Linked DNA regions of Homo sapiens: all the other regions are linked to region 4. Evidence: chromatin contacts called from ENCODE Hi-C or POLR2A ChIA-PET data. All regions are on one chromosome and are shown on one strand. The core of a region is the stretch at or near the end of the contact, and the rest is flanking DNA. Distances in the headings are between cores, read along the strand shown. Region 1 overlaps RHBDF2 (rhomboid 5 homolog 2). Region 2 holds the start of PRPSAP1 (phosphoribosyl pyrophosphate synthetase associated protein 1). Region 3 holds the start of LINC01973 (long intergenic non-protein coding RNA 1973). Region 4 holds the start of SEC14L1 (SEC14 like lipid binding 1). Region 5 holds the start of UBALD2 (UBA like domain containing 2).

What was found. Hi-C counts contacts between places; a loop is a spot of excess contacts on that map. ChIA-PET counts read pairs that join two places held with the same protein, here RNA polymerase II (POLR2A). Pooled maps may share reads with other maps.
Region 1: a pooled map shows a loop between it and region 4 (10-fold over the local background). The contact joins the enhancer-like site here to the promoter of SEC14L1 in region 4. A Hi-C loop is called at or near these places in 6 of 37 single-sample maps with no recorded cell type and 4 of 50 pooled maps.
Region 2: a loop to region 4 is called in a map of B cell, with 12 times the contacts of the local background. The contact joins the promoter of PRPSAP1 here to the promoter of SEC14L1 in region 4. A Hi-C loop is called at or near these places in 1 of 168 maps with a recorded cell type or tissue (B cell) and 4 of 50 pooled maps. POLR2A ChIA-PET finds 5 or more read pairs at or near these places in 1 of 52 experiments (HEK293).
Region 3: a pooled map shows a loop between it and region 4 (6-fold over the local background). The contact joins the promoter of LINC01973 here to the promoter of SEC14L1 in region 4. A Hi-C loop is called at or near these places in 4 of 37 single-sample maps with no recorded cell type and 5 of 50 pooled maps.
Region 5: a loop to region 4 is called in a map with no recorded cell type, with 8 times the contacts of the local background. The contact joins the promoter of UBALD2 here to the promoter of SEC14L1 in region 4. A Hi-C loop is called at or near these places in 4 of 37 single-sample maps with no recorded cell type and 12 of 50 pooled maps.

The regions. Positions count from the first base shown.
Region 1 is chr17:76,479,863-76,485,054 of GRCh38, forward strand. RHBDF2 (rhomboid 5 homolog 2) reads right to left here. Exons shown (of 19, transcript NM_001005498.4): 3 at 1,513-1,683. The coding sequence starts at 1,662. Among named protein-coding and RNA genes, the nearest start is that of AANAT, 15 kb to the left of the region's middle. RefSeq lists silencers at 911-980, 1,801-1,900, 1,961-2,010, 3,685-3,979, 3,891-4,091. Within about 2 kb of position 1,434, at least 14 of the 41 ENCODE cell types and tissues checked have a DNase peak (open chromatin) inside an H3K27ac peak, as active enhancers do.
Region 2 is chr17:76,351,772-76,356,543 of GRCh38, forward strand. PRPSAP1 (phosphoribosyl pyrophosphate synthetase associated protein 1) reads right to left here and starts at 2,145. Exons shown (of 10, transcript NM_002766.3): 1 at 1,763-2,145. The coding sequence starts at 1,932. RefSeq lists enhancers at 1,202-1,261, 2,111-2,975, 2,222-2,491 and a silencer at 1,622-1,941.
Region 3 is chr17:77,881,472-77,886,507 of GRCh38, forward strand. It overlaps LINC01973 (long intergenic non-protein coding RNA 1973), which reads right to left and starts at 2,616. Exons shown (of 2, transcript NR_028337.1): 1 at 2,451-2,616; 2 at 1-2,067. RefSeq lists an enhancer at 1,094-1,453.
Region 4 is chr17:77,139,211-77,143,787 of GRCh38, forward strand. SEC14L1 (SEC14 like lipid binding 1) reads left to right here and starts at 1,759. Exons shown (of 17, transcript NM_001143998.2): 1 at 1,759-1,897; 2 at 3,436-3,540; 3 at 4,357-4,449. The coding sequence starts at 4,387. It overlaps LOC105371901 (a long non-coding RNA gene), which reads right to left and starts at 2,229. Exons shown (of 5, transcript XR_934988.3): 1 at 2,146-2,229. RefSeq lists silencers at 1,043-1,252, 1,403-1,612, 1,623-2,072, 2,237-2,531.
Region 5 is chr17:76,263,478-76,268,105 of GRCh38, forward strand. UBALD2 (UBA like domain containing 2) reads left to right here and starts at 1,871. Exons shown (of 3, transcript NM_182565.4): 1 at 1,871-2,148; 2 at 2,430-2,492. The coding sequence starts at 2,029. LOC105371896 (a long non-coding RNA gene) reads right to left here and starts at 1,604. Exons shown (of 6, transcript XR_007065913.1): 1 at 1-1,604. RefSeq lists enhancers at 1,274-1,323, 2,584-2,683 and silencers at 1,674-1,973, 2,274-2,413.

The sequences.
Region 1 (5,192 bases), core at 184-2,683, 660 kb before region 4:
GGAAGGAGGGAGGGCAGGCGGTGGTGTGTGCAGCCCAGGTCCTGGGCTGGCTTTTCTTTAGCCTCCTATTCTGAAAACCCTGAGAACAAACTTCAACCCTGATTTATGCCCCAATTTGCTTTCATTTGGAAATATATATATATAATGTGTGTGTGTGTGTGTGTGTGTGTGTGTGTGTGTTTGTATATGTATATATATATATATATATATTTTTTTTTTTTTTTTTTTTTTTTTTTTGGAGATGGAATCTCACTGTATTGTCCAGGCTGGAGTGCAGTGGTGTGGTCTCGACTCACTGACACCTCCGCCTCCCAGGTTCAAGCGATTCTTCTGCCTCAGCCTCCTGAGTAGCTGGGACTATAGGCATGTGCCACCACACCCGGCTAATTTTTGTATTTTTAGTAGAGACGGGGTTTCACCATGTTGGCCAGGCTGGTCTCGAACTCCTGCCTGACCTCAAGTGATCTGGCCGCCTCGGCCTCCCAAAGTGCTGGGATTACAGGCATGAGCTACCATGCCCGGCCTATATATATATTTTTTGGGACAGAGTCTTGCTCTGTTGCCCAGGTTGGAGGGCAGTGGCACCATCATAGCTCACTGGAGCCTCGACCTCCCAGGCTCAAGCAAGCCTTCTACCTCAGTGTCCTAAGTAGCTGGGATTACAGGCATGTGCCACCACACCCAGCTCTTTTTTAATTTTTTTTGCAGAGACAGAGTCTTGCTATGTTGTCTAGTCTGGTCTCGAACTCCTGGGCTCAAGTGATCTGGCTGCCTCAGCCTCCCAAAGTGATGAGATTACAGGCATGAGGCGACCTCGCCCAGCCTCATTCTGAATTTAAAATCGCCATTGTCTAACTTTTCTCCGTCAAGGCCAGCGTGTGTTTTCCTAACTCCTCATCCAGTCCCTCCCCTCTGCACCATGACGCTCCTGCCTGCTGCTGTGTCTTCTGCAGAGCTCTCGGGTGAACGGGGGGCGTTAACATCGCTTCCCTTTATACTCCAGACTGTGCAGGAAGCCCACGCTGCCACAAGCCGGTTTTCAATGAGCTCTTTATGGGGCACTAGACCAGACTGTCAGAAACACTGATCTGTTCTCGTCCTCCCAAAGGAAGCGGACACTGCCTAGGCGGGCTGCTGATGCCAGGGAGACACTGTCCCCTGCTCACCCATGTCAAAGAAAGCCCCCAGCCCTCAGAAGAGAGACTGAGAGTCCAGGCCTAGGGGGTGAAATGAGAACAGCCAGGGCCCCAGGGTTACCAGCAAGCACTTTCTTGGGGCTGGCCCTTCCTGTGTGCCCCTGACCACGATGAGAGTGAGCCCGGTTCCTGGCTTTACTCCCTGTGATATTTCGGGCCCAGGAAGGAGGGGGTAGGGCCCGAGTCAAGGGCTGCACAGACAGCAGCTGTGGCTCAGGAAGGAGCCCCTCTGGGAAGTGAAACTGACCAGAAAGTGTCACGTGGGTACATCTGTTACCTACGGCAGAACAGTGAGCCCCCAGGCCAGCCCCCTTACCTCAGGCAGCATGCTGTCCTGCTCGCCAGGGGCCTGGGTCTCTTTCTCGGGTGGCGGGATGGTGATGGAGAGGTTGGGTGGCTTCCGGCTCTGCAGGCGGCTGCTGGACACAGAGGACACGCTCCCGCCATTCTTGTCAGCAGAGGCCATTGTGGGCAGGAGGCGGGAGGGCTGGAATGGAGACCGGGAGAGCAGCGGTGGGCGGTGCGGGGTGGCGCAGTGTCAGGACCCTGACGCCAGGGCACGCAGCCCAGACCAAGAACCAACTTGCCTAAAGTTGGTTCAAACATCTCTGGGCGGCTGGGCGCGGTGGCTCACGCCTGTAATCCCAGCACTTTGGGAGGCCGAGGTGGGGGGATCACGAGGTCAGGAGATCGAGACCATCCTGGCCAACATGGTGAAACCCCGTCTCTACTAAAAATACAAAAAATTAGCTAGGCGTGGTGGCACGTGCCTGTAATCCCAGCTACTCGGGAGGCTGAGGCAGGATGGCTTGAACCCAGGAGGCAGCGGTTATAGTAAGCCGAGATCGCGCCACTGCACTCCAGCCTGGCGACAGAGCAAGACTCTGTCTGAAAACACACACACACACACACACACACACACACACACACACACACACACACACAAAACCAAAAACAAACCATCCCTGGGGACTAAACCCAGCCTGAACCAGGCTGAACCTCAGGCCCAGTGGTTGGAGTGAGGTCTATTTCTGACCATCATTTGCATCCCGGACCATATGGGTCTGGGAGGTCCTCAACTTACTACCTCATTCAATTTCTGATCTCTCCGCTTGAGGCAAGAACCAAACCCTGAAAAGAGCATGAAGATGCAGGCCAGGGACGGTGGCTCACACCTGTAATACCAGCACTTGGGGAGGCCGAGGTGGGCCGAGAGATGAGAAACCTACTGTGCTGGTCCCTGTCCCCCAAGGCCACCCAGTTTATTTTTCTTGTCTTTTTTCTGTAGAGGTGGGGGTCTCTCCATGTTAGCCAGGCTGGTCTGGAACTCCTGGGCTTAAGCCATCTGCCTGCCTTGGCCTCCCAAGTGCTGGGATTACAGGTGCAAGCTCACTGTGCCCAGCCCCAGTTCATTTTTCAAAGATAACTAAAACTGGCTGGGTGCGTGGCTCATGCCTGTAATCCCAGCACTTTGGGAGGCCGAGGTAGGTGGATCACCTGAGGTCAGGAGTTTGAGACCAGCCTGGCCAACATGGTAAAACCCTGTCTCTACTAAAAATACAAAATTAGCCAGGTGTGGTGGCGCATGCCTATAATCCCAGCTACTTGGGAGGCTGAGGCACGAGAATTGCTTGAACCCAGGAGGCAGAGGTTGCAGTGAGCCAAGATCATGCCACTGCACTCCAGCCTGGGCGACAGAGTGAGAAAATGTCTCAAAAAAAAAAGATAACTGAAACTGCCACCTGTCTGGCACTTTTCTCCCCCATAGTGAGAACACTGTTTAACAATAAAAGTGGCATATGCTCATTGAAAAAAAAAAAAAATCACACAGCTGTGTGTGGTGGCTTACACGTACAATCCCAACACTTTGGGAGACCAAGGTGGATGGATCACTTAAGGTCAGGAGTTCGAGACTAGCCTGGCCAACACAGTGAAACACCATCTCTACTAAAATACAAAAATTAGCCAGGCATAGTGCCTCATTCCTGTAGTTCCAGCTACTCGGGAGGCTGAGGCAGGAGAATCACTTGAACCCGAGAGGAAGAGATTGCTGTGAGCCAATCTCATTGCACCCTCCACCTCCCAGGTTCAAGCAATTCTCTTGCCTCAGCCTCCCAAGTAGCCGGGGTTATGGGCGTGAGCCACCAAGCCCAGCCCACACTCTATCATTTTACCTGCATTGTAGACATCTTTCCCTGTCAACACATACGGACAGACCTACTTTTTTTCTTTTTTCTTTTTTTTTGTGATGGGGTCTCATTCTGTCACCCAGATTGGAGTGCAGTGGCGCGATCTCGGCTCACCGCAACCTCCACCTCCCAGGTTCAAGTGATTCTCCTGCCTCAGCCTCCCAAGAAGCTCGGATTACGGGCATGCGCCACCACGCCCAGCTAATTTTGTATTTTTAGTAGAGATGGGGTTTCTCCATGTTGGTCAGGCTGGTCTCGAACTCCTGACCTCAGGTGATCCACCTGCCTCGGCCTCCCAAAGTGCTGGGATTACAGGTTTCAGCCACCACACCCGGCCCTAGGCCTCTTGTCTTTTTTGATGAATGCAAAGATTTCATAAGTGGAATGCACCAAGATTTACTTAAGTCCAGACTGCTGGTTATTTAGGATGTTTCCGGAATTTGAGACATGGGTCTGATGTTGCAACTAACACCCTTGCATACACCGCGTGTGCTTGTTTAACTATTACAAGACCAAGTTCTGGAAGCAGAATGGCTGGGTTGAAGAGTAAGTACATCCCAAATTTCAGTGGCTGTTGCCCAGTACCCCATCTGGGGCTTTCCTGTGCGTGTGCCACCAGTCCCCAGTTCCCCTCTGACTCCACCAGAATTAACACCCTCTGCCTGTTTCATTCTCTTCGTTTCGTCTCTTGCTCTGCCCCATGACCGTCTTCTTGTTAAAACCCCCAGCTGTGGCCGGGCGCGGTGGCTCATGCCTGTACTCCCAGCACTTTGGGAGGCCAAGGTGGGCAGATCACCTGAGGTCGGGAGTTCGAGACCAGCATGACCAACATGGAGAAACCCCGTCTCTACTAAAAATACAAAAAATTAGCTGGGTGTGGTGGCGCATGCCTGTAATCTCAGCTACTCGGGAGGCTGAGGTAGGAGAATTGCTTGAACCCGGGAGGCAGAGGTTGCAGTGAGCCGAGATTGCACCATTGCACTCCAGCCTGGGCAACAAGAGCGAAACTTCGTCTCAAAAATAAAAATAAAAATAAAAATAAACCCCCCCAGCTGTTTCCTCTCCTTCACATCCCAAGGTTCCTGGGCAAGTTTTGTTTTTCCTCTCCTTGTACGAAGCCAGGGACTCCATACCCATCTCCCTGGGAGCCCTTCAGCCAAGGGCGTGTGTGGGCTGAGGCGTGGCATGCACGGGTCGGCGAGACAGCAGCCATCTGAACCTGTCCTCCTCCTCCATCTCTACCTCACCTCCACCATCTCCACCTCACCTCCACCATCTCCTCACCTGGAGGCTCACTCCACTCTCTCAATTCCTCTACCTGCTGCCTCAAGCCCCCTGAGACTGATCATTCTCCGCACCGCAGCTGGGGTCACCTCCCAAAAGCATAGATCACACCTGTTGCTTCCCTGCTCAACTCTCTCCCAGGATTTCCTGTTCTCACCCAAAGTCCAAACGTCTCACTGGGACTTCCAGGACCTCTCTTCGTCTCTTCCTGTGCCCTTGCTTACCCCTGACCCAGCTTTCCTGGGCCCCTCATTGTCTCAAACTGGCCAAGCTCTGCTGGGGGTGGGGTTCATGATCAAAAGCAATGGAGCCGGCAGCGCATACTGGGCCAATGGTCTTGCATTTGCTGTCGGGTTAGTCACCTGACAACTCATCACCCAAGTCCTGACCTGCACAAGGGGGAGAGTAACGGTTCCTCCCCAGAGAAGCGTCTGGAGGAGCAAATGAGTGGATGATGTCACCGGGCACAGTGGCTCACGCCTGTAATCTCAGCATTTTGGGAGGCTGAGGTGGGCGGATCACC
Region 2 (4,772 bases), core at 895-3,394, 790 kb before region 4:
TAGTAATTCAAAATCTTTCGGGAATTTGCCAGGAAAGAATCTAAAACAAACAAACAAAAAAAACCCTCACTGACTTTTAAAATGTGCCCTGCTCCCCTCTGCTCTCCCTCAAGGTCAGGTAGGGTAAATCTGAACCACTAGATACACACAGAAGCTTCGTTTAAAGTCAGTGTTTTCGTTGGCCTCAGAAAGAAAGACAAACAATCAGGGGTTAGAAATAGAAACTAGGTAGTAGACTGCAAAAGGATTGATTTGTTTTTTTAACATTCTTCCACTCTCCAAAACTCCAACTATTAAAAAAAAAAACAAGCAGAGCTGAAAAAAAAATGACTAAAGTTTTCCCTTTCTTCTACATTTCCCCCCAGAAGTTTAAGATATATCCCTGCAATCATTTGTCAACCCTAAAAAAGTAACGAAGTAACTCTATGAAAACTGTTTAAAATGTGAAAATGGCTTTAAATATTAAAAGACGAGCTATTCATTTTATGTCTTAGATTTCTAACAAGTGTATGTAGAAAGGGCATATAAGGCTCCTCCTTTATATCAGAGCTCTGGGATTCTCCAAAAGAGCCAACTAGAAAAGAGGCCATTTCACCGGGCGCGGTGGCTGAAGCCTGTAATCCCAGCACTTTGGGAGGCCGAGGCGGGCGGATCACGAGGTCAGAAGATCGAAACCATCCTGGCTAACACGGTGAAACCCAGTCTCTACTAAAAATACAAAAAATGAGCCGGGTGTGGTGGCGGGTGCCTGTAGTCCCAGCTACTTGGGAGGCTGGGGCAGGACAATGGCGTGAACCCGGGAGGCGGAGCTTGCAGTGAGCCGAGATCTCGCCACTGCACTCCAGCCTGGGTGACAGAGCGAGACTCCGTCTCAAAAAAAAAAAAAAAAAAAAAAAGAAAAGAAAAAGAAAAAGAAAAGAGGCCACTTAGTAAACAACTATTCAGAGGGCCACTATGAGCCCCTACTCTGCTAGAACCAGATACTACTTCTACATTATCCCGATCATACAATATTCTCAACCATGCCCATTTCACAGATGAGGTTCAGGGAAATCAAGTCTCTTGCCCACTGACACAGAGCTAGTAAGTGGCAAGGCTGGGAGGGCATCTCAGAGCTGTCAGACCCCAAAGGCGACTTAAGACCAGGGGCTTGGTTGGGTTAAAGACACAAATGACTGATCTTATCCCAAGCTGATTTACAAAGCAGGGTCAGGCCTGTCATTTCTACCACCAGCTCCGGCCCATCTGCCTCCCTGGAATTGCCTTCTTCGCACTGCCAGTCCCCACACCTTTGCTCTGCGACCGCACCTGCCGCGTCGGATCCCCCAACTCACAACCACGCCCGCGGGTCTCACTGCAGTGAGACTTGAGAGTGGCGGCGGTCAGATTCCCAGGTCAACTCCAGCCGTGGGAAAGGAAGCCAAGCCCTGAGCCCCTTTCCCCAAGACACGCACTCCGGGGCTCCAGAAAGCTCGGCCCGCCCCGGGGTGTGGGACTGCGGAGACGAAAGGCAGGCAGGCCGCGGACCCAGTCACGGGGCGGGGGGCTGAGGTCACCGAGAGTCCGCCCCAAGCCTCCCAGCTGCAAAACCGGGGAGCGGGGGGCGGTATCCGTCACCTCCAAGCTTTGTCCGGCTGGGAAGGCCCGCGCCTCCCGCCCCAGGTGCAGGAGGTGGGGCGGGTGGAGGGGAGCGGGTCCCTCCGGGCGCGAAGGAGAGCTAGGCGCCGCCGCCCCCGGCCCGGCCCTCCCACCGCCCCCTTACTCTGTGATGCGCTTGGCCAGCTCCGTGCAGGCGGCCGTGGAGTTGGCCGAGAAGACTCGGTAGCCGGTGCGAGCGGCGTTCATGGCCGGCGGGGGAACGGGGCGGGCGCGCGGGACGCGGAAAGCCGAGGACGCGGAGGGCGGGGGCAACAGCAGCAGCTTCTTGGGCATCGTCCGGCCCGCGGCGCGGTTACGACCGGCCCCGCGCGGGGCTGCACTCTGAGTGCTTCCGACTGCGAGACCCCGGTTTGGGTGGGGAAGGCGCTGAGAAACTCGGCGCAAGCGGGGAGAGCTCCGAGGTCCGTGCCCTTGCGCACCCCACACCACTGACTACAGCGGCCGAGCCTTCGCAGCGCCCGGCGCCGCCGCCTCAGAGCCAGAGGCAAGGCCACCGCCCCCTCCGGGCATCCGAAGAGCGTCGGCTAGAGCGCCCTCAGGCCGCCATCTCGGATGAGGGCAGGGAGCCTGGCGACTCTCTAAAAGCCTGTTCTTCCGAGGGGCATGTCACAGGTTCGCCCCGCCCCTGCTTTGACCGCTTCCACGGGAGCTCTTTCGGTCTCACTTTCTTGGGAGGAGCAGCCTACCTCGGTAGTGGCCCCAGGTGTTTCCAACTTTTTGGCCAGGACCCAACATGTCCGCCTCCGAGGAGGTATACGATCTAGCTCTGCATGTCTATGGTAGCACAGCGCCCGCCCCACGAGGCGCGTGCGCCGGCCGGAGATTAATTTGAAAAGTAGAGGGCGGGGGTTCTTTCCAGCTGGTTGACCGCAGTACTGAAGCGGCCAAAAAGTGGTCTTCTCCTGAGCCTGATCTTTCAGGCGTTTCCGAACAGATCCCCAACCCTGTGTCTGCGTGTAAGGCAAGGTTCCCTGAACGTGCCAAAGGCCCTCTTGCCGGTATTCGCTTTCAATCAAAAAAGCCCTCCTTCTCCTCTTTCCATATGCGCCACCCCTCCGAGACCCACTCGCGATGCGTCTGTTCCACAGTCTTTCTGGTGACCTCAACCACAGTAAGCCGCCCGGCCCGCGGGACTGTGCCACACGTAGATGCTTGCATTTTTTAAATTTTTGTTGTTGTTGTTATTGTTTTGATGCTTGCATATTTATGTACCTTTGCAAACATCTATTTTCCTAACTAGGATGTAACCCATTTTACGGCCACATCGTGAGTTCCTTTTTTTTTTTTTTAATTTTATTATTATTTATTTATTTTTTGAAATAGGGTCTCCCTCTGCCGCCCAGGCTGGAGTGCAGTGGCGCGATCACGGCTCACTGCAGCCTCTACCTCCCGGGCTCAAGCCATCCTCCTACCTCAGTCATTCAAAATGCCGACATTACAGGCCTCAGCCATCACGCCCCGCCAAGATCGTGTATTCCTGAGTGCTCCGTGTTACCCAGTGTATAGGGCAGTGTGTGGGCTCCAGAGGCCCGCAATCAGTACTTGTTGAAGTAGAAAGTAAAGCCCAGGGAAGCATTTGAGATCTCTAGTTATCAGCTGCACCAGAACTCGAGGGGAGGAGAGGTGCCTCTCACATTGACAGTACCATCTTCTGAGAATGTCCTTTAGAGACTCTGCTTGTGGTGACATTGGGCTTGAGGGAGCAGTAGATTGTGACTCAGCATGTCGTGAAGGACCACAAGTCTGAAGCTACAGGATTTGGAAGTTGAGCTGCCCTGAGCCTGCAGCAGCCTGGCCCCTATTCCAATAGCTCTCTAGAAAAAAAAAAAAAAAAAAAAAGGACAGTGGGTGCACAGCCTAGGCCAAATTATTTAACCACTGCACACATGTCCAGCTCACAGACCCTGACAAAAACCTTGTTACCTTCTTAAAAAAAAGGGGGAATGGGATAGGTGCAGTAGCTCATGCCTGTAATCCCAGCACTTTGGGAGGCCGAGGCGGATGATAGTTTGAGGTCAGGAGTTCAAGACCAGCCTGGGCAACATGGCGAAACCCAATCTGTACTAAAAATACAAAAATTAGCCAGGTGTTGGCTGAGCGTGGTGGCTCACTCCTTTAATCCCAGCACTTTGGGAGGCTGAGGTGGGTGGATCACCTGAGGTCAGGAGTTTGAGACAAGCCTGGCCAAGGTGGCAAAACACTGTCTCTACTAAAAATGCAAAAATTAGGCTGGGCACGGTGGCTCATGCCTGTAATCCCAGCACTTTGGGAGGCTATGGTGGGTGGATCACGAGGTCAGGAATTCGATACCAGCCTGGCCAACATGGTGAAACCCTGTCTCTACTAATAATACAAAAAATTAGCCAGATGTGGCCGGGCGCGGTGGCTCACGCCTGTAATCCCAGCACTTTGAGAGGCTGAGGCGGGCGGATCACAAGGTCAGGAGATCGAGACCATCCTGGCTAACACGGTGAAACCCCATCTCTACTAAAAATACAAAAAATTAGCCGGGCGCAGTGGCGGGCGCCTGTAGTCCCAGCTACTCGGGAGGCTGAGGCAGGAGAATGGCGTGAACCCGGGAGGCGGAGCTTGCAGTGAGCTGACATTGTGCCACTGAACTCCAGCCTGGACGACCGGGCGAGGGCGCGACTCTGTCTCAAAAAAAAAAAAAAAAAATCAGCCAGATGTGGTGGCGCGGTGGCACACACCTGTAATCCCACCTACTCAAGAGGCTGAGGCAGGAGAACCGCTTGAGCTCGGGAGGCGGAGGTTGCAGTGAGCTGAGATCAGGCCACTGCACTCCATCCTGGGCAACACAGCAAGACTCCATCTCTCTCTCATACACACACACACACACACACACACACACACACACACAATTAGCCAGGTGTGGTGGCAGGCAACTGTAATCCCAGTTACTTGGGAGGCTAAGGCAGGAGAATCGCTTGAACCTGGGAGGCGGAGGTTGTAGTGAGCCGAGATTGTGCCAGCCTGGGCAACAGAGTGAGACCTCCTCTCAAAAAAAAAAAAAAAAAAAAAAAACAGGTTGGGCACGGTGGCTCACGCCTGCAATCCCAGCACTTTGGGTGGCCGAGGTGGGCAGATCACGAGGT
Region 3 (5,036 bases), core at 1,366-3,865, 740 kb after region 4:
AGGCAGAGACAGAAGCATGGGCTGAGAAGGGCCTGGGAGCCCGATTTGCCGGTGGGCCCAGCCTGGGGGGACGTGGGTTTTCCCTTCTCCTGGAGCACAGTGGCCTAGTTTTGTCCTGGAGACTGAAAAGACAGACCCAGCGAAAAGCTTCATGCTGTCCCTCCCTCAAAGCCATCTCACGCCCACACATCTCCACACCCCTCCCCAGAGGCCAGAGCTGCGGGAACCCCAGTGAGAGTGTGGTTTCCTCTCAGCCTCGCCCCTCAGAGACTTCCGCTCAGCAGCAGCTGCGGCCAGGCCAGCTCGAGGCGAGACATCAGCCAGTCCTTGTGAAACCTCCCTGCACGGTGGAGACAGACAGAGACAGGGCACCAGGCCAGGCCCCTTCCAGTGGAGGGGGCAGCAAGTGAGCAGGGGCGGTCAGAGGGGTGGGAATCACAGGGGAGAACAGTGACTAGGGAGAGTGATAGAGAAGTGTGTGCCACTGCTGTGTGCATGTGCAAATGTGCATGTATGCACATAGGTATGTGTGCTGCACGCTCAAGTGTGTAGTATGTGTGCAAGTGTGTAGGTGGGTGTGTGCAAATGTGTGAGCAAGCACAGCTGTGTGCAAATGTGTAAGTGTGCACTGTATAGGCACAAACGGATATGTGTCAGTGTACAAGTGCTGCTTGTGCAAGTTTGTGGCTGTGTGTGCAAATGTATGCGAGTGTGTCTGTGCCTGTATGCAAATGGGTGTATGCAAGTGTGCAGGTGTGTCACACAAGTGCAAGGGTGCATTTCTGCAAATGCACATGTGTGCAAGTGTGTGGACATGCGTGCAAATGGGTGCTAGTGCACAGGTGTGTGGGTGTGCAAGTGGATGCAAACGCATATATGTGCACATGTGTTCAATGCATGTGTGTGCAACTGTGCACATGTGTGCAAGTGTGTGTGTGTGAGTGCCCTGGAAAAGAGAGAGGGAGAGGAGGAGGGAAGGAAGAGCAGAAAAATACCTATGGTAAAAGCCAGCACTGCCCAGCAGACATGTCCAATGGAGAGCACCAAGAGGCAGAAACAGCCTCTCTTTGTTCCTGTCTCAGTAGCGGGCATAGTAGCAGTACAATGACTTGTGCTGCCTGCCTGGCAGATCACACAGGTCACAGATGCCTCCTCGTCACAGGATGTGGTCGCTGCACCCTGTCCTAACTCCAGTCCTTTCCCTCACCTTCACCAGCTAACCCCTTCCCTCCAAACCCCCTCCCCTGATTGCTGTCAAGGTCAGCAGGCCCCGCCCCATCCATGAGCGAGCCAAGGGTAGTATCTGCTCAATGCCGTCACTCCGTGTGGGCCAGCTTCTCCTCGCCCAGGAACAAGGGGATTTCCTGACTGTCTCTTTAGGCAGGGTGACGTAAGCTGTTTTGCTAGTGTAGAGCCAAAGAGCCTTCCAGGCCTTCATTTATCTAGATGTGGAGTCCTTTGGGAATGAGCATAGCAGGCTTGTTCCTGCCCAGCATCTTGGAAGATCTCGGACTAGTGCTCCCTGCAGATGATTGGGACCTAAGAAACAGAGCCCTGCAGAAGGACTGGCAAGACCACATGTCCCGGGGTGGCCAGTGTTTCCAGCAGTGACACTTGGGATTGAAACCAACCTTTGCAGAGCGAGAGACCCCACAGTACCAGCTGTGCCACTGACTGGGAAGTGCCCAGCCTTGGCCCTAGAGTGGGAAAATGGCCTGGACATGAAATGTGTGGGGACCTGACACCTGTGCTGGCCCCTGCAGCAGAGGCAGAGGCCCAGGCAGGCGGGGACCTGCTTTTCCCAGGGCTCTCCAGGGAGTCCCTGCACAGCCCTCAAGAGCCTGCCCTGCGTTATCATCCTCAAGGTCAAGAAACTTCCTTGGGGGAGTCTCCAGAGACAGGCAGCCTGGCCATGCCCTGGCGGACCCACCCACTCTACTCCAGGACCTCCGGATTTGGTCTGGGAGTCTCGGCACAGGGGAGTCTGCCATCGAACCAGCCACCTGCATCAGAGCCGGGTCCACCTCCTCCGTCCCGCTGTGGCTCTTTGAGCCTCAGTTTCTTCATCTGTAAGGTGGGAGGTGAGGATGACCAATTCAGTGTCTGGTGAAGACAAAATTTATCCCCTTGTCCAGGGCTGGCCTGGAGCAGACCCTCCCCTTCCTCCTCATCTCGGCCCCAGGACAAGCATGGCTTCCCTCCCTAGCCTTCCTCCCTTGGAGCTCCAGGCACTGAGGACTCCTGGCAGATCTCATTCATCTCTCTCTCTCTCCCTCTCTCCCTCTCTCTCTCTCCCCGACCCCCCCCCCCCCGCCAGAAAGCCACGTAGATATCCCTCTCTCCTGGAAAACTTTCCTGCCCCCAAGCCCCGGTGGGGTGCCTCTCCTACGGCCTTGCATGTATCCCAAACTTTCCCTACCTTCCCATCAATCGTGGTGAGCTGGAATTACCTGATAATCTACCTGCCTCTCTCTTGGACTACAGTCCCCTTGAGAGTGAGACTGGGTCCAGTAGACTGTTGTCTGCCCAGTGCCCAGCACAGGGTAGATGTCCATGAAATATACATGGACCAGTGACCGACTGAGATTGAGACTTGACTGGAAGCATCTTCCAAATGGCTGCTGGGAGAGCAGCCCATCCGGCACCCCAGCTCATGCCCCATCCCCCACTCCTCCAGCTCCTCTCCTCCCAAGTCCCTGCCGTCACAGCCAAGCTCGCGCTCCAAGGCAGCTCTGCCATCATCTGATGCAGACTCGTCAGCTGTTGCCATGGAGACCAGCCAGCAGTGAGCTCTGTGCCCTCCTGCTGCAGGGGCCGAGCAGAGCATGGGGGCACCCTGAAGCGTGCAGAGAGAACCCATCAAGGAGGAGGCGGGGGGAACGCGTGGCTCTGCATCCAGGCAAACCTGGAGTTGGGCCCCATCTGCCCCTACTCTCCTTCCTACACCTGTGACACCTCAGGCAAGTTGCTTCATCTCCCTGAGCCTCCCGTGAAATGCAGAAGATCCCAGCCACCCACTGTTATTGAAGGATGGGATCGACCCATTAGGGCATGGAGCTGTCTCTGTGTCATTTTGGTGTGCCAACCCCTGCCTTGGCTTTCTGGGGGCTGTTTTGAGTGTTCTCTCCCCTTGAACTTTGTGTCCAACTCTCCCCACCTCAACTCAGATGAGGCTGAAGGAAGGAGAGATTCCATTCCTACAATAGCACAAAAAGATTTTCTGTGACATTTGAAAACAAGAAGAAGCCTACAGGTTTGTTAACCAAATTTTGAACTTGGTCTGGCTCTGAGGGCTACTAATGTGGGGGCCACATTGGTTGCTTCCTGCAGTGAGCTAAGGGCTATGGGCAACTCTGCTCATGAAGAGCTTAAGGTGGCATCTCACTTGCAGGACAGCCTCCAGGTCTCACTGGAGTCAGGGAAAGTGATGGTTGTCCTATCTCCTTGTTGCTTTAAATGGTAGCTATCTCTGAAGATGGCTGAATGTCCCTGTGCCCACTGGGGACTTTGGGAACAGAAACATGCCAAGATGCTACAACCGGCCCTGGGCACAAAGCCACCTCTCCAGCTTTCCATGCCCAGCATTAGTCCTGGCATGGAGCTGAACACCTGTGTCTGAGGCAGGCCTAGGCCCTGATGCAAAATGTACCACCCACCTCCTTCTGCCAAATGTCAACTCGACCCAGCTGCAAGGCAGAGAAAACTTGGCAGTGTTCCCAAAGGGGACAGGAGATTGTCTCTTTTGTTAAATGAATGGATGGATGGATGGAGGATGGATGGATAGATAGATAGATGGGTGGATGGGTGAAAGGGTGGGTGGATAGGTGGTTGGATGGATGGGTGGATGATTGGATGGATGGGTGGATGGATGGGTGGGTGGGTGGGTGGTGAATGGGTGGGTGGGTAGATAACTGGATGGGTGGATGGGTGGTTGAATCGGTGGATGACTAGGTGAAAGAATGGATGAATGGATGGGTGGGTGGATGAATGGATGGGTGGGTGGGTAGGTGGATGGATGGATGGGTGAGTGGGTGGATGGATGGATGGGCGGGTGGGTGGATGGATAGGTGGGTGGGTGGATGATTGGAGACAGGAAAGAAAGAGAGAGAGAGAGAGAGAAAGGGAGGGAGGGAGGGAAGGAGGGAGGGAGGGAGGAAAGAAAGAAGGGAAGGAAGGAAGGAAGGAAGGAAGGAAGGAAGGAAGGAAGGAAGGAAGGAGAGAGACAGAAAGAGAGAGAGAAAGAAAAGAAAGAGAGAGAGAAGGAAGGGAGGAAGGAAGGAAGGGAGGGAGGGAGGGAGAGAGGAAGGAAGGAAAGAAGGAAGGAAGGAGAGAGAAAGAGAGAGAGAGAAAGAAAAAGAAAGAAAGAAAGACACAAAGAGAGAGAGAAGGAAGGGAGAAAGGAAAGAAGGAAGGAAGGAAGACAGACAAAGTGAGGAAGATTGCACCAGGATTGCCTCAGATGGGTCTTGCTATGAATAAAATTCAATAATACCAAGAAGAGCTTTACAAAAAGAGAGAGAGAGATAAGGTCAAAGAGACTTTTATGTGCTTCATGAATGAAGAACACTAAGGAGAAACGTTCCAGAAAATTTAGAGGAAAAAAAAAGTGGCTGAACATAAATTTTTGGTGAGGATAATAAAAATAAATAATGCCATAAACTCTTAGAAAACCTGGTGGTTTTCCTTCAAGGGCTTCAGTTAACTCCAGAGTGAGCTGTGAGCTGTGTCCAATTCCGTCATTTCACGGAGCAGGACACTGAGCCACGGGCCATTGAGACTTGCGTGTAATGCGGAGCTGGCGAAACACAACAGTGAGGTGTTTATTGGAGAATTTTGAATATGACTAAGTCCTTCTTTACAGAGCTTAGCATTTTCATCGTCTGTTTTAGGATGAGAGAACAGCATCAGCAGCATTCGGCACGATTGACAGGTTGTGTTTGCTCTTTGCTTATACCTCCTAAAAAGTGGACTGTCTTGGAAGTTTTATTGTAGTTCCCCTCGAAGCAGCCGCAGGTGCTCACTGGCTCACTGACAGC
Region 4 (4,577 bases), core at 509-3,008:
CAGGCTGGAGTGCAGGGCAGGTGGCGTGATCTTGCCTCACTGCAACCTCTGCCCAGGTTCAAGTGATTCTCCTGCCTCAGCCTCCCAAGTAGCTGGGATTACAGGCATCTGGCACCACACCCGGCTACTTTTTGTATTTTTAGTGGAGACGAGGTCTCACCGTGTTGACCAGGATGGTCTCAAACTCCTGACCTCAGGTGATCCACCCACCTAGGTCTCCCAGACTGTTGGGATTACAGGCGTGAGCCACCGCAACGGCGTTAAAGCGTCTTTTGAAGGTGGATGTGATTTTTTTTTTTTTTTTTGGGACGGAGTCTCGCTCTGTCGACCAGGCTGGGGTGCAGTGGCGCGATCTCGGCTCACTGCAAGCTCTGCCTCCAGGGTTCACGCCATTCTCCTGCCTCAGACTCCCAAGTAGCTGGGACTACAGGCGCCCGCCACCACGCCCGGCTAATCTGTTGTATTTTTAGTAGAGACAGGGATTTCACCGTGTTAGCCAGGATGGTCTCGATCTCCTGACCTCGTGATCCGCCCACCTCGGCCTCCCAAAGTGCTGAGATTACAGGCGTGAGCCACCGCGCCCGGCCGGTGGATGTGATTTCTACAAACAAGCAAAAGCCAGTCAGACTGAATGTAGTGAATAATGTAGGTGACCCAGCTGGAAGATGATGGTTTGACGTGGAACACAAGGGGTGATGAGGCCATGAATGATTTGCTTGTGTGTCTGGTAAACTGGCTTTGATGGAAATTCCTAAACAGGTCCAAAAACGTTCTGTCCAATGGCAGCATGAAATGTACAGCCACTCAGGGTGACTAATGTGAACGGAACAACAGTGACTTTGACAGTGAAATTGCATGTTGGTTATAAAACCAGCTTTGCTGTGTGGGTGGGCATGCGAGGTGCCCCTTTCTAGTCATGAGCTCCTCTTAAGGACCCCAAAATGTCTCAGTGGTACCGGATTGAAAATTGGGGCTGGACGGTGCTCTCCTGCTGAAATTCGGGAGCTACTTAGCAGCCCCACCTTGGCACCCTCGTTTCCGAGGGGCAGGCCCTGGGCGCGCGTCTCAGTTTCAAGCCCGCGGCCCGACACTAGAGCCGTCTGGATGTGTTGACAAGGATGCCGCTGGGCTCCACCCGGGCTCACCCGGGCCCTCCCGAGCCCTGGGCCGCGCAGCACCGGCGTCCGCCTCCTCCCCATTACTCGGCGAGAATGCGGTCGGGGCACTGGCGCGAGCAGCCTGGTGCTCCTGAACAGTCAACAAGAAATGAGGAAGCACGGGGGCAGCCGCCAGGGCGACCAGAGGCAGGCCTCAGAGCAGCAGCCATACGGGAGGGCCCCGGTGGTTTTGACCTCCCGCAAACTTCCCTTTTCCCGCTCAGCCGAACCCCTCCCCTGCACGCCGGCAGCCCCTTGGGGCTTCACTCCGCCTCCGCCCGCTACTCGCGAAGCCCAGCCCGGCCCCGCCCCCAACAAGTGACGCAAAACTGGGAGGGGCCACGAGGACCTCGGGCACATCCAGCAGTGCGACGGGGCCGGCGCCTTCTCCGAGCTCCTCCCACGCTCGCGGGTCGGAGCTCGCGCCTGCGCAGTTCGGGCCCCGGGTGTCCTCCCCCCTCCCCTTTCTTAGCAACCATCGCCCGCTCCCGCCCCCGCTCCCTCGGCCGCGGCCGCGCACGCGCGCCCCTCCCGGCGCCCGGCCCCGCCCACCCCGTCACCCGTAACAACCACAAGTGCCGTCGCCGCGCCCCTTCCCCCTCCCGCCTCCCCGGCCCCCTCCCCGGAACCGGCGGTCGAGCTACGGTCGCGGAGCAGTGGAACCGAGACTGCCCCGCGGAGCCGCCGGTATGAGCGCCCCTCGCCACCCCGTGTCCCAGGCCCGGCCTTTCTGACAAGAGGTAGGCGCGTCGTCGCGGCGGGTCCGAGTGCGCCCTCGCCCCGGTCCCGGTCTCCGTGGAGTCCGGCGCCTCTCGGGCGGGCCCCCCGGAACTCCCGGCCGCCCGCTTGCTGAGCCTGTCCCTCCCCAGCCCCGGCTGCCATCGGCCCGGCACCCGAAACGGGCCGTGCCCCCGCCCCCCTGCTCGCCCTCCGCCCCCCTGCTCGCCCCTCGCCGCCCCTCGCCCCCCTCCCCCGCCCCCACCCCCACCTCGCCAGGCTTCCAGTTCCCGGGAGCCGCTTTTTGCTGAGAGCGGAGTTTCGGGTCCGGAGCCAGTGCCCGCCCCTCTCTCCCGTCGGTCGGGGCTTTGGCCCCGTGGGGCTCAGCCGCGCGGGACCCCTGCTGAGCAGCCCCGGGCGCCGGCCGCCCCTCGAGCCTGCTCGGGATGCGTTCAGTGGGTCTGGCCTTTGGCTCCTGTTTAAACAGCGATTGTCATGCAATGGAGGCCGTCCGGCTCCTGGATGCCACTTGGTCGTTGTCACTCCGGATGCCCGCGTAGGGCGTTTATCTGGACCAGAGCATCGGCAGCTGAGACCTGGCTGTGGTTCACAAGCTCGTGAATTAGCAGGTTCTTAAGTGAGTGTAGCCAGTTCTGCCAGGCGGTGGAATCCTGAATGGATGTTACCGTTTCTTAAACGAGCATTACGCTTTTTTGCTTCTTCCCCCAACTCTTGTTTGTACCCGGTTATCGTCCTCATATCTGGGAGAGTACCCTAAAATTAATATTCCCAATTAAATTTTTAAAAGATGATTGGATTCCCACTGTGCACCAACACTGTAAGGTTTGCAAAAGAAAAAGAACGTGGTCCCAGCACATCAGGATGTGTCAGTCGCATAATCAAGATGAATATTAGAAAAGCTTCAAGTTGAGTTTGGAGAACTTGGGAGTTTGGCTCTCATTCTCATGGTTTTAGAGGTGGAAGTCTTTCAAGATCATCTCCCCGAAAACCTCATTTTACAGAGATGAAACTGAGTCCTAGGGAAGTCAAATGGCTTACTCGTGGTCACCCAGAGTCATTCCTTAGCCGTTTTCACACTGTCAGATGGCGATGTTTTCCACCATGACCTCTCCTCTGAGAGGTATGCCAGACATACCAGAGAAAGTTCCAAACCTGTTTAAACCTTAGTACTATAGATGGGAATTCTATACCAGGCGCCGTGACTCATGACTATAATCCTAGCACTTTGGGAGGCTGAAGTGGGCAGATCCCTTGAGCCCAGGAGTTTGAGACCAGCCTGGGCAACATGGGGAAACCTTCTACAAAAAATATATATGGTGGTGCGTGCCTGTGGTCCCAGCTACTTGGGAGGCTGAGGCAGGAGGATCACTTGAGCTTAGAAGGTGGAGGCTGCAGTGAGTGGAGATTGTGCCACTGTGTTCCACCTTGGGCAACAGAGAGACACCCTGTCTCAAAAAAAAAAAAAAAAAAAAAGGAATCTTGGAAGTTTCTGAAATAAAATACATCTTGGTAATTTGTCTCTCTCTTTTTTTTTTAACAGCTAGACTTCGGGCTCCTTGAGGATATTCAGTTTTGTATGTTTGAATATCCTCTCACCATGTTCAGCATAAAGTACCATTCTTAATGATTATCCTCAACAAGACAGGTAGGCTCATTCGATTTTTCTTTCTCACTTTAAATAGGGGAGACAGAGGACTGGCAAGTCCAGGTGTGTTTTTAGAGCAATCCGTGTAGGCTGGCGCTAGAGAATGATTATGCACCCATAAGGAGGGCTCCTTGACTGTGAATTAGGTGTGAACATTTAACCGATTACTTACGGATATTAGCTATCTGAGGCTAGAGATTTCAGTGGAGCCTGTTTAGCCAGAATACTTGGCATCTCTGCCACTCGAAGACAGGTCGCCAAAGCTGTAGTGTACACAGTTAGAAAATAGGAATTGACACGTTTCCTTTGAAGCTAGCTTTTGAGGAGTATTCCATAGTTTGAGATACAGTAGTATTTTTTTCCAGTTTTATTTTTGTTTTCCCAGAGCTAATATCTTAACACGAGATCATTTTTATTTGGCTTCTAGTAGAAGTTGTTTAAGAGAAAATGATCCAAGCATTAATTATATTGGTTATTAGAATAATAGAATCATAACAGTTCATTGCTGGAAAGGACTCAGGTCAGGTCATGTAATGAATGCAGAGTCCCAGTAAGCCAATGAGAGGATTGGACCCCTCTCACACCAGTACTGTTTGCCTCATTGCATTGGGGCTTTGTCTGCTTTTTCTTATTGTTTAATTACCTCCCCCTGCCCTCATGTATTTAAATATCATCTTTTCATTTTTGTGTGCATAGAATTATGACCTATTGTGGTCTCTTTCTGTCGTTAGAGTGTGGTATGATGTGTCAGTGCAGACTTACTAATAATTTGTTTCTGCATTGTGGTTACTTATCACATATATTTATGTTTTGCAGGTGTGAGAGGGTTGCTGTTGTATTGCAATCATGGTGCAGAAATACCAGTCCCCAGTGAGGGTGTACAAATACCCCTTTGAATTAATTATGGCTGTAAGTACTTGACATTTCAATTTACTCTTTGGCTTCTTATTTATAAAGTACAGTGTTAGAATTTGATGATCTATAGATTTATTGTTCGTCTCCATGGCATCACTTGAACTTACTCTGTTTTTATGCTT
Region 5 (4,628 bases), core at 621-3,120, 880 kb before region 4:
TGTCAAGTTTTCTTAGATAGGGAGTTAAATCCAATTTAGGCAAAGTCAAGATAGAACCACGACGTGCTTTCTTATTATAAGCCTCCTTCTGTTCTGCAGACCTTTAGCTGGTTAAAATACACTCTGTAATTAGTAGTTCAGATAAAAAACTCACAAAGTTCTCCTGAAACAGAAACTCTTAACAGTGAATCCCTAACAATATTTATCTTCCCAATCTCTTCTGCCCCTTCCCCAATCTGCTTAAACTCCTAGTTCTTTTCCTACCCCCACAATTCTCAAACACAGCCCTGAAGATCAAACTCTAATCCAGAAGATGGAAGCTCAGCACATACAAACAAATTTGGGGCCAGGCATGGTGGCTCACACCTGTAATCCCTGTGCTTTGGGAGGCTGAGGCAGGAGGATCACTTTAGTCCAGGAGTTCAAGACCAGCCTGGGCAACAATAGTGAGATCTCATCTCTACCAAAAATTCAAAAATTAGTCAGGCATGGTGGTGTGTGCCTGTAGTCCCAGCTACTCGAGAGGCTGAGGCAAGAGGATCGCTCGAAGTTACAGTGAGCCATGATCATGTCACTCTAGCCCTATCTAACAACCACCACCACCAAATTTTGGACTTTAAAGGGCTACCACTGAGAAACAGTATCTCTGTAGAAACACTCACTGTTTGTTATTGTTTGTTTTTATTTGGTAGAGATGGAGTCTGTGCTATGTTGCCCAAGCTGGTGTTGAACTCCCGGCCTCAAGTTATCCTCCTGTCTCGGCCTCCCAAAGTGCTGGGATTATAGGTGTAAGCCATCCCAACCCCAGACTCCACCCCTACTGCCACCCGTTGTTTTTTTAAAAGATGGTAGAAATTAAAGCTTCATCTTAGCTTTCGTGACAAGCAAGAGAAAAAAAAAAAAAGAAAATTAAAGCTTCAGTTAGGTCAACCGATTTAACAAGAAAAAATTCTTGACTTGGCATTTTGGCCACTGAGAAAGTCTCACTTTTTTCCTTGCATATTTCCTTGCATATCGTATTTATTGTACATAAATCTTGGCTTCCATCTTCAGAGAGCAAAGTCTTTGGTCTAAAAACTGAGAAAATACTGCTCGATCCTTGCGGTGGGTAGTGATTAGAAGAGGGCAGGACGCGGGTTCCTAGGGTGCAAGTAACGTTCTGTTAATTGATCTGGGTGTTCACTTGGTGAAAAGTCTGGAAGCTGTACCTGCGACATCGCACTTTCCTAATGTACGTTATATTTCAATAAAAGATTTTTTTAAATTGGACTGCTTGAAAGTTATTTTTAAAAATTACATGCTTTTGAGACTTGAGCAGCTGCAAAGGCTCTGTTTTCTATTTTGATCATTCTGTTTCTCGAGATGACCACATCTTTCAGAGGAAATGAGTCAAAGCCACTCTGTCTTGCTTTTCCAGCTGAGCATGTTCTGTTTCAATGAAGTAATGAATGAACTTGGCCGCACCACCCCCAAGCCTACAACAGCAAACAGAGGGCCCTCGGCCAATCAGCAGGCACTCCGGGTTTTCAAGTTGAGTTCAAACAGGACCACCGGAGGCCAATCAGAGTGCGCGGCCCCGCCCCGAACGCCCGGCCGTGACCAACCACGAGGCCGGATGAGCCAAAACACAGCGGCCGGCCAATGCTGGGGAGCCCCACGGCGCCGAGCTCCGCCAATGGGCGCGGCCGGGCGAAAAGAGAAACAGTGAGGGCCCCACAGGCCGCAGGATTCGAATCGAACGTCCTTACGGGAGCCGGGCGCTGGCGGAGCGGCGCCCCGGCCAATCAGCGGCAGTCCCCGAACGTTGGGCCGGCCCAGCCCCGCCCCGCGCTGTTGTTTGTGGTGTCGGCCGGGCCGCGGGAGTCGAACCACAACATTCGCCGGGCGGGCGGCGGCGGAGCGGGCGGCGGAGCGGCGGCAGCAGCGGTGAGCGCGAGCCCCGGAGCCCCGGGCGGCCGGCCTCCCGCGCCCGCGCAGCCCCGCGTCTGCGTCCGGCCGGAGACGCCGGGCCCCGCGCCGCGCCGCGCCATGTCGGTGAACATGGACGAGCTGCGGCACCAGGTCATGATCAACCAGTTCGTGCTGGCCGCGGGCTGCGCGGCCGACCAGGCGAAGCAGTTGCTGCAGGCGGCCCACTGGCAGTTCGAGGTGCGAGCCTGGCCGCCGCGGGGCCGGGCCGCGGGGGTCGGGGACGCCGGGCGGCGGCGGGGGCGGGGAGCGCTCCTGTTGTCGGCCCGGAAGGCGATCGGCGCCCGCGAGCGGGTCTTACGCGGGACCGGGGCCGGGACCGGCTCCCCTCTGCACGTGGGGCAGCCGAGGGTCGGGGGCCGCGGGCCGGGCGCGGAGGCGGGGAGAGCCGGTGGGGGGCCCAGCCGCTGCGTTTCCTGACTCCGCCTGGCCCGCCGTGTCACTGCCCTGTTTGTCCGCAGACCGCGCTGAGCACGTTCTTCCAAGAAACCAACATTCCCAACAGCCACCACCACCACCAGATGGTAAGCGGCGGCGGGCAGGGGCGCGGGCCGGGGCCGCTGTCAGCGCGGCGGTGACAGCCATGTTGCCGGGGAGCGCCGCGCCGCGAATGTAAACAAAGAGCCAAAATGTCTTCCAGGAAAGAGCGGCTCCCGGGCCGGCGCTGGCGCCTCCAACTTTGAGGCCCGCCTCCCGGGCTGCTGCTGCTTGGCCTCGGGACTGGTGCCCGGCACTGGTCCCTGGGGGGAAGCGGCGCCAAAGTTGGGGGGAGGGGGAGAGGGCCGGGGGCCTGGCGAGGGGCTCAGGAGCTGGGGGACCCCAGAGCCAGGGGATGGGGAGGGGGAGAGGGTGATGCCCGGACGTCTGGGGCACTGGGAAGCCCGCGCGAAGGGCCCAGGGAGGGCGATGGGGGTGCTTGTGTTTATGGGGACCCCCTCGTGCTGTTGAGTGGTTTCCCCCCTCCCCCTCCACACACACACACACCCAGCGCTACAGGGAACAGGAAAGGCATGAATCCACCCTGGCTCAGGAAGCCGGGCTCTACCCACAAAGATCTGTTCAACCTTCCGAAGCCCAAGGGGACTGGGAAGTTGGAAGGACATACATCCCCCAAGCCAGGAGGACACACAGATTTTGACCCAAGATAAGGCCAGGAATGTGTCTTTAATCTCTGTGTTGAGCTCCACCAGCCCAGCACACAGAGAAGTGGTCCGGGGTCTGGATTTGCTTTCTTTTTCATTCTAGCCCAGGCCCAAGCTTTTGCCCTCCTGGCCATGGGGTACTCTGCTTTCTTGAGGCCCAGGACATCTCTCCTGTACCCTACCCCCCTAGTTACCTATTAGCCCTGCTGGGGGAGGAGGGGCAGGGCTCAGCGATAGGGATCTTAAAACATTGTTCCCCAGGAGAGCTGTTGTGGACTCTAGGTGCATTTTTGGGATTTTTAACACTTGGTGCCCTTGCCTTTGGCTCTCTGTTTTCATCTAGTCACAGAGGACAAGTAGAGGGGTCTGTCTTGACCTTGTTAGCTAGTTTTTCTCAGAATGGCTGATGCTGTATATAAATCAAGCCAAAATGGCATTTGAGTATGATGGGAGCATGGTGCTGGCCACAGGGCTCTTAGAAACCCAAGAGGGTTTCATCTCCAGGGGACACCGTCCCCTGCACTTGACCAGGAGAAATGGCCAGCACCCGCCTATGCTTGAGTCTCGAAGCTTCCTGCCATCTCCTGTCACCGGATCCTTGAGATTTCCTTCCACCAGCTGTGGCCATCCCAAAAAACTCAGAACTTCCAGATACTACAGCCATTCTGAGGGGCTGAGAACAGGGAGGCTCCCCAGGAAGAGCTGGTCTGGCATCCTGTTTAGTTCCTATTGCCCCTCCTCTGCAAATCCCAAGGAGATGCTAAGTCTCTTTTGAAGCTTCCCTCAAGGAAGGCAGCAGGTTTTGTAACACACATAACCAGTGTGTCCATCAGTGCCCAAGTCTGAGTGCCTTAGCAGCACAGTGGAGGACACCATCCCTGCTCTCAAAAAGTTCATGGTTTCTTTTTTTTTTTTTTTTTTTTTCTAATTTTATTTTTGAGAAAGGCCAGGGCAGGGGGAGTCTCTATGTGGCCCAAGCTGGTCTTGAACTCCTGGCCTCAAGCTATCCTTCCGCCTCAGCCTCCCGAAGTGCTGGGATTATAGGTGTGAGCCACTGCACCCAGCTGGCAATTTCTTTTCTTTTTTTTTTTTTTTGAGACAGAGTTTCACTCTTATTGCCTAGGCGGAGTGCAATGGTGTGATCTCGGCTCACCGCAACCTTCACCTCCTGGGTTCAAACGATTCTCCTGCCTCATGGGATTACAGGCACGTGCCACCTGTAATCCCACACCTGGCTAATTTTGTATTTTTAGTAGAGACGGGGTTTCTCCATGTTGATCAGGCTGGTCTCGAACTCCCAACCTCAGGTGGTCCGCCTGCCTCGGCCTCCCAAAGTTCAGGGATTACAGGCGTGAGCCACTGCACCCGGCCTGGCAATTTATTTTGGACAAAGTAAGTCAAAGGAAAAAGATCAAAAAACGAAACACTAGAGACCAGTAACAGCAAAATGGCAAAACCAGAAGTCATGAGTAACTGATAAATGGTTGTCCCGTACATTACTGTAGATTCCCATAGTTG